Linked DNA regions of Homo sapiens: region 1 is linked to region 2. The links are chromatin contacts, found by Hi-C or POLR2A ChIA-PET in ENCODE. All regions are on one chromosome and are shown on one strand. The core of a region is the stretch at or near the end of the contact, and the rest is flanking DNA. Distances in the headings are between cores, read along the strand shown.

Region 1 (5,657 bases), core at 631-3,130, 100 kb before region 2:
CGGAGGTTGCAGTGAGCTGAGATTGCGCCATTCCACTCCAGCCTGGGTGACAAAGTGAGACTCCATCTCAAAAAAAGATAATAATAAATAAGTTAATTAAATAAATAAAAAGGGCAGTTTCTCAAAGTGTGTACTAATTAAAAATCCGGATTTTTGGATTCTTCTTGGGACCTTGTGACTCAGAATCGGGAAAGGTGGAGCCCAACTCTGGATTTTTACCATGGCACCCCGAGGGTTCTGATTCTCCTGAAAAAAATTTGAGATCGGCCAGGCGCGGTGGCTCACGCCTGTAATCCCAGCACTTTGGGGGGCCAAGGTGGGCGGATCAGGAGGTCAGGAGTTCGAGACCAGCCTGGCCAGTATGGCGAAACCTTGTCTTTACTAAAAATACAAAAATTAGCCAGGCGTGGTGGCGTGTGCCTGTAGTCCCAGTTACTCGGGAAGCTGAGGCAGAAGAATTGCTTGAACCTGGGAGGCAGAGGTTGCAGTGAGCCAAGATAGCACCATTGCATTCCAGCCTGGGTGAGAAAGCAAGACTCCATCTCAAAAAAAAAAAAAAAAAAATTGAGATACCTGGGCTTAGAGGTCAAGGAGCAGGTGCACGGGAGTCGGAGGGATGCTGGAGATGGTATTAGGCGGGATGGTTCTTCCGTTCTTCCGCATGAGAAAGTCCAGGTTCTGCAGGGGAGGCTGCCGCCGTGGCGGGGTAAGCAAGGTCACGGGCCTTTTGGCAGTACTTAAAGCTTGTGGGTAAATGGCGATTTAACTAGAAGTCACGAGTCATAACATAGACTAAAGGCCTGTGCGAGCTGTCCCCATCTGGCTCAGCAGCCAGAAGGAACTACTTTGCCTCTGGCTGTCTCTGTCCCAGTCTCTCTGGCCTCTTTAGGTCCCAGATGTGTTGTTTCCTCCTGCCTTCACACGACACTGCCATTGCCCAGAATGCTCATCCCTGGACGGTCCCCGAACTCCCCTCATCTTTCACTTCTCTGCTTAAAGGTCACTTTCTCAGGGAAATCTTCCCCAAACCCAACCTAGCTCAGAACTCCCTGTCACGCGTTCTCCTGGCTCCAGTACTTCTCCTCTGAAGCAAAGATATTGTAGTTAAATAACTAGGGAGGCCTGGCGCGGTGGCTCACACCTGTAATCCCAGCACTTTGGGAGGCCGAGGCGGGTGGACCACTTGAGGTGAGGAGTTTGAGAACAGCCTGACCAACATGGCGAAACCCCATCTCCACTAAAAATACAAAAATTAGCCGGGAGTTGTGGCGGGCGCCTGTAATCCCAGCTACTCCGGAGGCTGAGGCAGGAGAATCACTTGTACCTGGGAGGCGGAGGTTACAGTGAGCCGAGATGGCACCATTGCACTCCAGCCTGGACGACAGAGCAAGACTCTGTCTCAAAAGAAAAAAAAAAAAAAGGGAATGAATTAATGTGTTTTTGTTGTTGTTGTTGTTGTTGTACTGCTATACTATGCCTGGTACTTTGTAGGGACTCAAATCCAGATTGTTTGTGGAATGCATGAAGGAGCTTTAGGAGAAAGATTGGGCTTCAGGAGTGGAAGCAGATGATGGAGGTGAGAAATGTTCGTGGAGTGATGCTACCTCCCTCCAGCCCAGCCTGGGGCTTCGGTCAAGCCTCAGGGAGTCCCTGATGAATATCCCATGAACAGCACTAAGATGTGGTCCCTAGGACAGGGGCCCACGGCAGCATGACGTTCTTGCTGCCCAAGCCTCAGCTTCTGTGTTAGAATGTAGGTACCAGACTCCAGAGACGTCACGTGGCTTGTCTGGTGAGGCCTGCGGTTGTGGCACCGCTGAGCCACAGGAGCAGATGGCTCGAGCAGCCATAAGGAGCAGTGGAAATGAACGCGACTCGGTCACAACAGGTCACAGGTGGTCATGTGCGTCGGCCGCAACAGGGAAGGGCCTGCCCTGGCTAGCTCCCGTGAGCATCTGTGTGCAGGCGAGTTAGTTTAGTTACTGTGACCTCTAGAAATGACTAAGTTCACTTTGTGGCCTTATCAAGCCTCACCCTTGAGTTTGGACTAAGTCAAGTTTTGATGTTTACCCTGGAACACAGCCACAGCACAGTCATCCAATAAACATTTGCTGATAGCCTCCGTGTCAGGTGGCTTTTGGGTGCAGAAGAGAGACTGGGTCCTCCCCCACAAGCTAACAGAATCATGGATAAGCACACCATACACTCTCTAAACACTACAGAGAAAACACACACTCATGCTTAGTAAAAGATTTATTTTCTTCTTTATGCTCAGAAACAAAGAAACGGCCTTGTCCCCAAAGGGTCTCCTCTTGAAGGAATGGGGGCAGAGAGAGTGATAATGGGAGGTGTTGGTGTGAGGTTGAGAGTAGGAGTTTTGTCTCCCCCTTTCCCTCCTGTCACTCCTCTTTTCACTGTCCCCTTCCAGAAAATTTAGGTATGAACACAGCTTGCCACCCACGGCGGGGCTGGAGAAGCAGAGCTGCAGTCAAAAAATTAATGCCCACATTCAGCAAGAGAGGGTCCAGTGTGTATCTTGGGGGGATGGGGGAGAGAGTGTGAAGGGATTGGTTGAAGAAGCTTCCAGGTGAGGGGAAGGGAAGAGGGGCTGGGACAATCCCCCATTGACAGTGGGGATCTTAATCCTGCCCTCACCTCTCCCAACCCCATCCCCTCCCTTCTTCCCACCCCGCTTCCTAGCAGAGTTGATCATCATAGTCGTCATCCTTCATCCCCTTCAGCCGAAGCCGGGCAAAGTCCTCAAACACAATGTCATCATCTGTGGCATAGCTTGGTGGTGGGAAAGAGGGTTGTGAGGTGAGGGCTTCTGACTCTTGTCCCAGCCTCCCACTCCCTGCCCTCCCCGAAGCTAGGCCTCTGGGACAGAGGCGTTCGAACAGCAGTGGGACCAGAGGTATTTACAGGAAGGGACAAAGAAAAGGCAGCAAGAGGCAGCCTCACAAGGCTAAGGCATCTTGATTTGATGCTACAATCCGCTTCTCCCCACCAAAAGCAAGGAAGAGGTATGAGGGCAGATTTGAATGTTATAGGAATCTTTGTCCCAAGAGGGTCAAGTAGGGGAATGAGTTTCTTACTTGGTATCAAATTCAATGAGGTTGGTGTCCACAGGGACATCTGTCTCCGGAGCGGCTGGGGGGACGGGAAGAGGGGGTGTGGGGGTGGGTGCTGGAAGGGCCAGTTTTCCTCCACTGGCCCTGCTTCAGGCCCTCCCTCTGAGGGCTTGGGGTGGGTAGTGTGCTCACCTGACTGGGGTCTGGGGAGGGGGATGTGGTCGTGGGGCTTGGGGTGCATAAGAACAAAAGGCAGCTCCACAGAGACATCCCTGGGGAAGGGGAGAGGCATCGTGAAGAGGACGACGACATGGGACTAGAGAGAGCCAGTGTGACCCCCACCCAGGCTCCCCCATGACACTCACCCGCCTCGAGACACCACCAGCTTCACCTTGACCCTGTAGGACACCAGGATTCCCAGCACCTCCTTGTTGGCACCCTCCTTCACGCTGCAATTGAGGGTGTTGGAGTCAGACCAGGGCCTATCACCCTGTCACCTGGCCCACCGTGGGGTTCCCACGGGGACTCTGGGCAGGACCACAAACTCGCACAGGCCCCCAGGGCCCCAGCAGCCCAGGCCGTGCGGTTATGGTACAGTGCGCACTGCACTCCCTGCTCAGAGCCTCCTTGGCTCCTCTCCAGGAAAAGCTGACGTCCTTCTCCGCTAACAGCCTTGCACCGTCTGGCTCTCCATTAGCCCCTGACCTCACCTCCTCCTCCTCTCCTGGTACTTAGTTCTTCTCCCTAAGTTGCCCTCCGGGCCTGCTGTGTGTGGCTGTGCAGTGAGAACCCTGAACAAAGGCATCCGGAGAGGTGAAATCCAGCCCTTTGTGAAGCTGGGGACCTCCAGGGCTGCTCCTGCCCGAGGGCACGATGGCACCTCCCCATTCCTCCAACACCCCAGGCTGCCCCACCTCTGAGTCTTTGTTTTCTCTCTGCCCAGAACCCTCCTTTCCTGCTCACCCACATTGCTTACTTCCGCTGGGTCCTTACTCCGAATTCACCTTCGCACCTCACTGCCCCCCATCCCTTCCTTCTCTGCCTGGCTTTTTCTCCTTCATACTTGTCACTAAACCTGCTGTACAGTGACCACTGATCAGATTTGGCTATCCTCCCTCCCCTAGAATGTAAGAGTTCTTTTTGTCTCTTCTGTTCACTGATACATCCCTGGCACACTAGGATAGAGCACTGAACCGACGTCTGGCCCCTGGCCTGCAGGGGACCCGCCCCAGCCCCACCCTCACATGGTGCTGGAAGCCAGGTTGGTGTCCTCGTGCTTGAGTTTCCCATCCAGGGCGAGACCCCGCTTCTCCCGGTTGTCGCTGAGCAGTGGGGTTATGGTGTACACCTTACAGAATGTGGAGCTGGGAGATACCTGGTCACTGGGGGTGGGGACAAGAGAACAAGATGCTTAGGGGCGCTGGGCTGGGCAAGGGGCGGCCTATGACCCCCAAGCAGCATCTCCCCCTCACTAGTCCCTTGTTTCTTTGGGCACAGGTCACAAGGGAGTAGGTTTTGGCTCAACGTGCTCAAGAAAATTAACAGCCTGGAGCCTGGCTGTGGAGGGAATACCCTTTTAAGTGAAGATGGTGGCCGGTCGCGGCGGCTCACGCCTGTAATCCCAGCACTTTGAGAGGCCGCGACGGGTGGGTCACTTGAGGTCAGGGGTTCGCAACTAGCTTGGCCAACATGGTGAAACCTCGTCTCTATTAAAAATAAGCCGGGTATGGTGGTGCATGCCTGTAGTCCCAGCTACGTGGGAGGCTGAGGCAGGAGAATCGCTTGAACCCGGGAGGTGGAGGTTGCAGTGAGCAGAGGTTGCCCCATTGCACTCCAGGCTGGGCAACAAGAGCAAAAACTCCATCTCAAAAAAAAAAAAAAAGGTGGAGATGGCTCAGGAAGAATTCTTCCTCCACCTCACATTCTCCTGATCCTGCTCTTCTCCCCTAGATTGGAACATGGGTCTCTCCCGATACTCACTCTTGTTCGAGTTGAGCCACAGGACACTTGTACTGGGCGGTGCTGAAGAGGCAGATGTCGGCGTACTGTCTCACTGTGGGGTGGGACGGGGTCAGGCAGCTCTGGATGGAGCACAAGCCACCACCACACCACAACTCCAGACCCCGTGGCGTGGCCCCCCCATGCTCCCCACTGAAGCAGTAAACACCGAGGCTCCCCGTATCATTATGGAACAACCTAAATTCTTTGAGCCCTGGTGGGTCTCCCGCACTGGGAAATGGCCTGGGCTGAGATCACACCAGGAGCCACCTGTGCAGTAACGCCCTCCCCGAAGACCCCCTTCCAAACCCCACCTCCTACCAGAGACTTTGATCTTCTTGACGGTCTTGGTGGAGTTGTTGGTGACGTGGACATTTACATTGAGGGGCTCCCCATGGTAGTACAGCTTTTGGGGGGAGGGGGTCATGTGAATTGGAACTGGTTTTCACTGTTCCCATCATCAGTGTGTCCCCAAACACAGACACATTGTTCTGGCCCCCTCCCCTCAAACCCAAGCCCACGGCAACTGTCCACACCCAGCCAAGGCAACCTCCTTTACAAATGTCCTCTTGATGTGTGGCTTCGCCC
Region 2 (5,071 bases), core at 2,398-4,897:
AAATCTGGGGAGAAATACAAAGCGAAATACATAGAAGAGATAAGGATGGTTCCTTCCCAGGAGTAAGACGGGGTGAGCGGGATGGTGGGGGAAGGGGGTTAGTGTTTTTCTTTCTTTCTTCTTTCTTGCTTTCTTTTCTTTCTTTCTCTCTTTCTTTCTCTCTCCTTCCTTCCTTCCTTCTTTCTTTCTTTTTTATTTCTTTCTCTTTCTTCTTTCTTTCTTTCTTTCCTTTCTCTCTTTCTCTCTCCTTCCTTCTTTCTTTCTTTTTTCTCTTTCTTTTCTTTCTTTGTTCTTTCTCTCTCTTTTTCTTTCTCTTTCTTTCTTTTCTTTCTTTCTTTCTCTCTCTCTTTCTTCCCTCCCTGCCTCCCTCCCTCTCTCTCTCTCTCTTTCTTTCTTTCTCTTCTTTTTTTTTTGACAGAGTCTCGCTCTGTTGCCCAGGCTGGAATGCAGTGGCACGACCTAGGCTCACTGCAACCTCCGTCTCCCAGGTTCAAGCTATTTTCCTGCCTCAGCCTCCCGAGTAGCTGGGACTACAGGCACCCCCCACCACGCTCAGCTAATTTTTGTATTTTTAGTAGACGTGGGGGTTTCACCATATTGGCCAGGCTGGTCTCGAACTCCTGACCTTGTGATCCGCCCGCCTTGGCCTCCCAAAGTGCTGGGATTACAGGCATCAGCCACCGCACCCAGCCAGTGTTTTTCAATATGGCTTTTAGTACCATTTGACTTTTTTTTTTTTTTTGAGACGGGGTCTCACTCTGTTGCCCAGGCTGGAGTGCAGTAGTGCAATCTCAGCTCTCTGCAACTTCCACCTCCAGGGTTCAAGCGATTGTCATGCCTCCGTCTCCTGAGTAGCTGGGACCACAGGCCCACGCCACCACGCCCGGCTAATTTTTGTGTTTTCAGTAGAGATGGTGTTTCACCCTGCTGGCCAGGCTGGTCTCCAACTCCTGACCTCAGGTGATCCTCCCCTCTCAGCTTCCCAAAGTGCTGGGATTACAGGCATGAGCCACTGTCCCTGGCCTCCATTTGACTTTTTAATTTGTGTACATGTATTACTTGGTAAAATAACTGTTTTAAAAGGATGTAAATTTCATTTCTATAAAATTGATGTTAAAAATGATAGAATAGTGCTCACTTCAGCAGCACATATGCTAGAATTGGAATGATGCCGAGATTAGCACAGCCCCTGAGCAAAGGTGATACGTGAATTCATGAAGTGTTCCATATATCTTTTATGTAAAAAAAAAAAGTTTTTTTTAACTCAAAATTTTTAAAAATGAGAGAAAAAAAATGCCCCCAGTCTGGGCAACATAGTGAGATCCCATCTCTAAAAAATAAAAATTAGGCCGGGCGCCGGGGCTCACGCCTGTAATCCCGGCACTTTGGGAGGCCGAGGCGGGTGGATCACGAGGTCAGGAGATCGAGACCATCCTGGCCAACACAGTGGAACCCCATCTCTAGTGAAAAAAAATACAAAAAATTAGCCGGGTGTGGTGGGGGGGTGCCTGTAGTCCCAGCTACTCAGGAGGCTGAGGCAGGAGAATGGCGTGAACCCGGGAGGCATAGCTTGCAGTGAGACTGTGCCACTGCACTCCAGCCTGGGTGACAGAGCGAGACTCTGTCTCAAAATAAATAAATAAATAAATAAAAATAAATAATTTGCTGGGCATGGTGGTGAGCATCTGTAATCCCAGCTACTCTGGAGGCTACAGTGAGAGGATTGCTTGAGACCAGGAGTTCGAGGCTGCAGTGAGCTGTGATTGAACCACTGCTCTCCAGTCTGGGCTACAGAACTAGACCTTGTCTGTTAAAAAATAAAAATTAAGGCCAGGCGTGGTGGCTCACGCCTGTAATCCCAGCACTTTGGGAGGCCGAGGCAGGTGGATTATCTGAGGTCAGGAGCTGAAGACCAGCCTATCCAACATGGTGACACCCCATCTCTACTAAAAATACAAAAAAATTAGCCGGGTTTGGTCGTGGGTGCCTGTAATCCCAGCTACTTGGGAGACCGAGGCAGGAGAATCACTTGAACCCGGGAGGCGGAGGTTGCAGTGAGCCTAGGTTGTGCCATTGCACTCCAGCCTGGGTGACATGAGCAAAACTCCATCTCAAAAAAAAAAAAAAAACCCACAAAAATTTAAAAAGTTAAAAAATAAAAAATAGCCCCATCCCTATAGCAAACGCAATTTTTGTGTGTCTGTGTGTGTGACGGAGTTTTGCTCTTGTCACCCAGGCTGTAGTGCAATGGCGCGATCTCACCTCACTGCAACCTCTGCCTTCTGGGTTCAAGAGATTCTCCTGCCTCAGCCTCCTGAGTAGCTGGGATTATAGGCATGTGCCACCACGCCCGGCTAATTTTTTTGCATTTTTAGTCAAGACGGGGTTTCACCATGTTGGCCAGGCTGGTCTCAAACTCCTGACCTCAGGTGAGCCACCGCCTCGGCCTCCCAAAGTGCTGGGATTACAGGCGTGAGCCAACGCGCCCGGCCTGGCAAGTACAATTTTAGGAAATACTCCAGCCCAGTCCCCTTTCCCCTCTGTGCCTTCTCCTTGGTGTCTCTGGCTCCAAAGAGTGCTCGGATTCACACGATCAGTTCACCTTGTGGATCTCCCACCAAGGACCACTGCAGCTCCCCGAGTCTCAGGTGCTCAGTAACCCCCTCCCCGATCCTCCCGGTCTCATGCCCATTGCAAAGGAGCAAACTGGCTCTGTGAGTTCCCGTGTTCATCAAAAGTGGAGTGCAGACTACAAGCCAGACCTCCTGGCTTAGGTTTAATGGTGTCTCCAGGATAAAAATGGTGGTTGCTGTCACTGTAGATGATCCGGCAGGTGGCATGGGGGACAGATGAGGGGGGCAACGTTCCTGGAAGGGAAGTCCATCCCTCTAAATTAAGTGTGTTAATTTTCCCGAATAAAGATACGCCTATCATGAAATCCATTGCCTGGAAAAGATACTTGATACAGCAACTGTGATGGCCCCTGGCTGAAAATACTCCATTTCCCCTTAGTCACCCTTCTCAGGTCAGGGTAAGCCTGCTGGCTAAAGCAACAGAAAGAAGCAAACAGATCTGTGGAATGAAATTCCTTGGCTAACAGGAAAACTGCAGTGAGGGGAGTAGGGGGCAGGGGACAAGGTTCTGAGCAGAACTTCGGGTTTTTCTCTTGCCCTTGGTGTGGTGGGGGTGGGGGACATGAATCTGGGATGTGGAGAATCAGTCCGGAGTAGGGGGTGGGCCTGATAGAGCAGATGAGAAACTCAGCCCGGGAGGCAACGTTATTGTCATCATTGTTAACCCTCTGCAGACCAGAAACCACCAGGACAGCCAACTAACGCTGATTATTATTATATTCATAATAACGCTTGTGTTTTGTCAAAGCCCTTATTCGAGTGCTGTAAGTGGCCTGGAAGGTGATGTTCCCCAAATTTGCCAACATGCAATGCAATGGTAACCATGATGGTTGGAGTGGTTTTCACAGGTGGGCAAAACAACTCTGCCATGGTCAGGTGAACAGAACCCCTGAGACCTGGGATGGCAGAGGGGACAGACATGAACAGAATCCGTCTCTGCCCTGAGGCTGCTCACGTCGAACCCACAGCCCAGAGTGGCCGAGGTGCCTGTATTTTCCTCAGCAGCAGGAGCCGTGGTTTGCGCTGTGGCTCTGCCACGTGCCGCGTGGTTAATCCAGTTTGCTTCACTGCACCAGGGTGGAATCTGAGTGTCTTAATAACTGAAAGGTGCTGCCCTGTTGAACATTCTGTGGGTTCCAAAGCGAGTGGAGCGGGAGGCATGGTTGGCTTCTTCCTCGCTGGCCTCGTTTTTTGACAAACAACGGCAGGTTCCCCGCGGGGTCTCTGGCCCAGCTTCTCAGCACGTCTCTGTTCTAACTGAATTTGATTTTCTTTTTTTTTTTCAGTCTCGTGCTAGTGACGGAGGGGAATGAGACTGTGATCTCCCTCATGACACTAATTAATATCCTTCATCCAAGGTGGTGACACTGTACTTTGGGGCTGAAGTCTGAAACTTAACCAATGGCAGTTCTGGTCCAGCCTGGAGATGCTAAGTGACAGCTTGTTACCTTCAGCTTCATTTATTAACATCAGCTGAATAAACAAATCCCGGTAGGAGCAGAGCCCCGCTGCCCAGGAACCCCTCCCACTGGTTCTCAAAACTCTCTGGTGATTGGAATTGAAGCCATCTTGAGTAAGAAGGTCCCACTGGAAAGAAATTCAATGGCACCTGATTAATTCTGAAAGTAAGCACTTAACCTTGAGGAGCTTGGGCTGAACCACTCATTCTTTCATTCCATTCCTCCTGTATTTACTTGGCACCAAACAACCTGTCGACTCCACAGTACAAGCCATCCATTAAGAAATACTGATGGAGGCCAGGTGCGGCGGTTCACGCCTATAATCCTAGCACTTTGGGAGGCCAAGGCGGGCGGATCACGAGGTCAGGAGATTGAGAGCATCCTGGCTAACAGGTGAAACCCTGTCTCTACTAAAAATACAAAAAAGTTAGCTGGGCGTGGTGGCGGGCACCTGTAGTCCCAGCTACTTGGGAGGCTGAGGCAGGAGAATGGTGTGAACCCGGGAGGCGGAGCTTGCCGATCTCAGTGAGCTGAGATCGCACCACTGCACTCCAGCCTGGTCGACAGAGTGAGACTCCGTCTCAAAAAAAAAAAAAAAAAAAAAAAGTACTGCTGGAGCACCTGCTAGATCCAGTAGGGAAGCAGGCGCATGCTCTGCCCTCAGGGAGCTTATAGTCTAGTGATAAAACAGGAGCTGTGAGTGACAGGATGAAGTTCACGGTGCCCCGGGAACAGAGATGATGGTGGGATGTTGATGAAGCCTCACCAAGGAAATGGTGTTTAGACAATGAGACAATGTAGCTGACCTAAGAAACCAGGTCTGCTCATTTCTGCTGCCAGCGTAATTTCACAAAGCCCCTCGTTCTGTTACCACATACAGCTCTTCGAAAAGAAGCTGTGAAGGCAAAAGAGGACAGAGCACACGGCCAGGGGAGGTGGTCCCCAGTGCTCCGCTAAGAAACTGCTTATCCCAAGGAC

The links. Hi-C counts contacts between places; a loop is a spot of excess contacts on that map. ChIA-PET counts read pairs that join two places held with the same protein, here RNA polymerase II (POLR2A). Pooled maps may share reads with other maps.
Region 1: POLR2A ChIA-PET joins it to region 2 with 10 read pairs in A673. The contact joins two enhancer-like sites. A Hi-C loop is called at or near these places in 2 of 50 pooled maps. POLR2A ChIA-PET finds 5 or more read pairs at or near these places in 2 of 52 experiments (A673 and activated naive CD4-positive, alpha-beta T cell).

What each region holds. Positions count from the first base shown.
Region 1 is chr17:4,718,079-4,723,735 of GRCh38, reverse strand. It overlaps ARRB2 (arrestin beta 2), which reads right to left. Exons shown (of 15, transcript NM_004313.4): 9 at 5,391-5,475; 10 at 5,052-5,124; 11 at 4,316-4,453; 12 at 3,437-3,520; 13 at 3,264-3,343; 14 at 3,096-3,150; 15 at 2,239-2,790. The coding sequence ends at 2,697. Among named protein-coding and RNA genes, the nearest start is that of ARRB2, 10 kb to the right of the region's middle. RefSeq lists an enhancer at 4,285-5,484. Within about 2 kb of position 1,880, at least 13 of the 41 ENCODE cell types and tissues checked have a DNase peak (open chromatin) inside an H3K27ac peak, as active enhancers do.
Region 2 is chr17:4,615,912-4,620,982 of GRCh38, reverse strand. It overlaps LINC01996 (long intergenic non-protein coding RNA 1996), which reads right to left. Exons shown (of 2, transcript NR_145431.1): 2 at 3,336-4,220. It overlaps LOC105371498 (a long non-coding RNA gene), which reads left to right. Exons shown (of 3, transcript XR_001752766.3): 3 at 3,920-3,982. It also overlaps the pseudogene RNU6-955P. Among named protein-coding and RNA genes, the nearest start is that of LINC01996, 8.0 kb to the right of the region's middle. Within about 2 kb of position 3,647, at least 2 of the 41 ENCODE cell types and tissues checked have a DNase peak (open chromatin) inside an H3K27ac peak, as active enhancers do.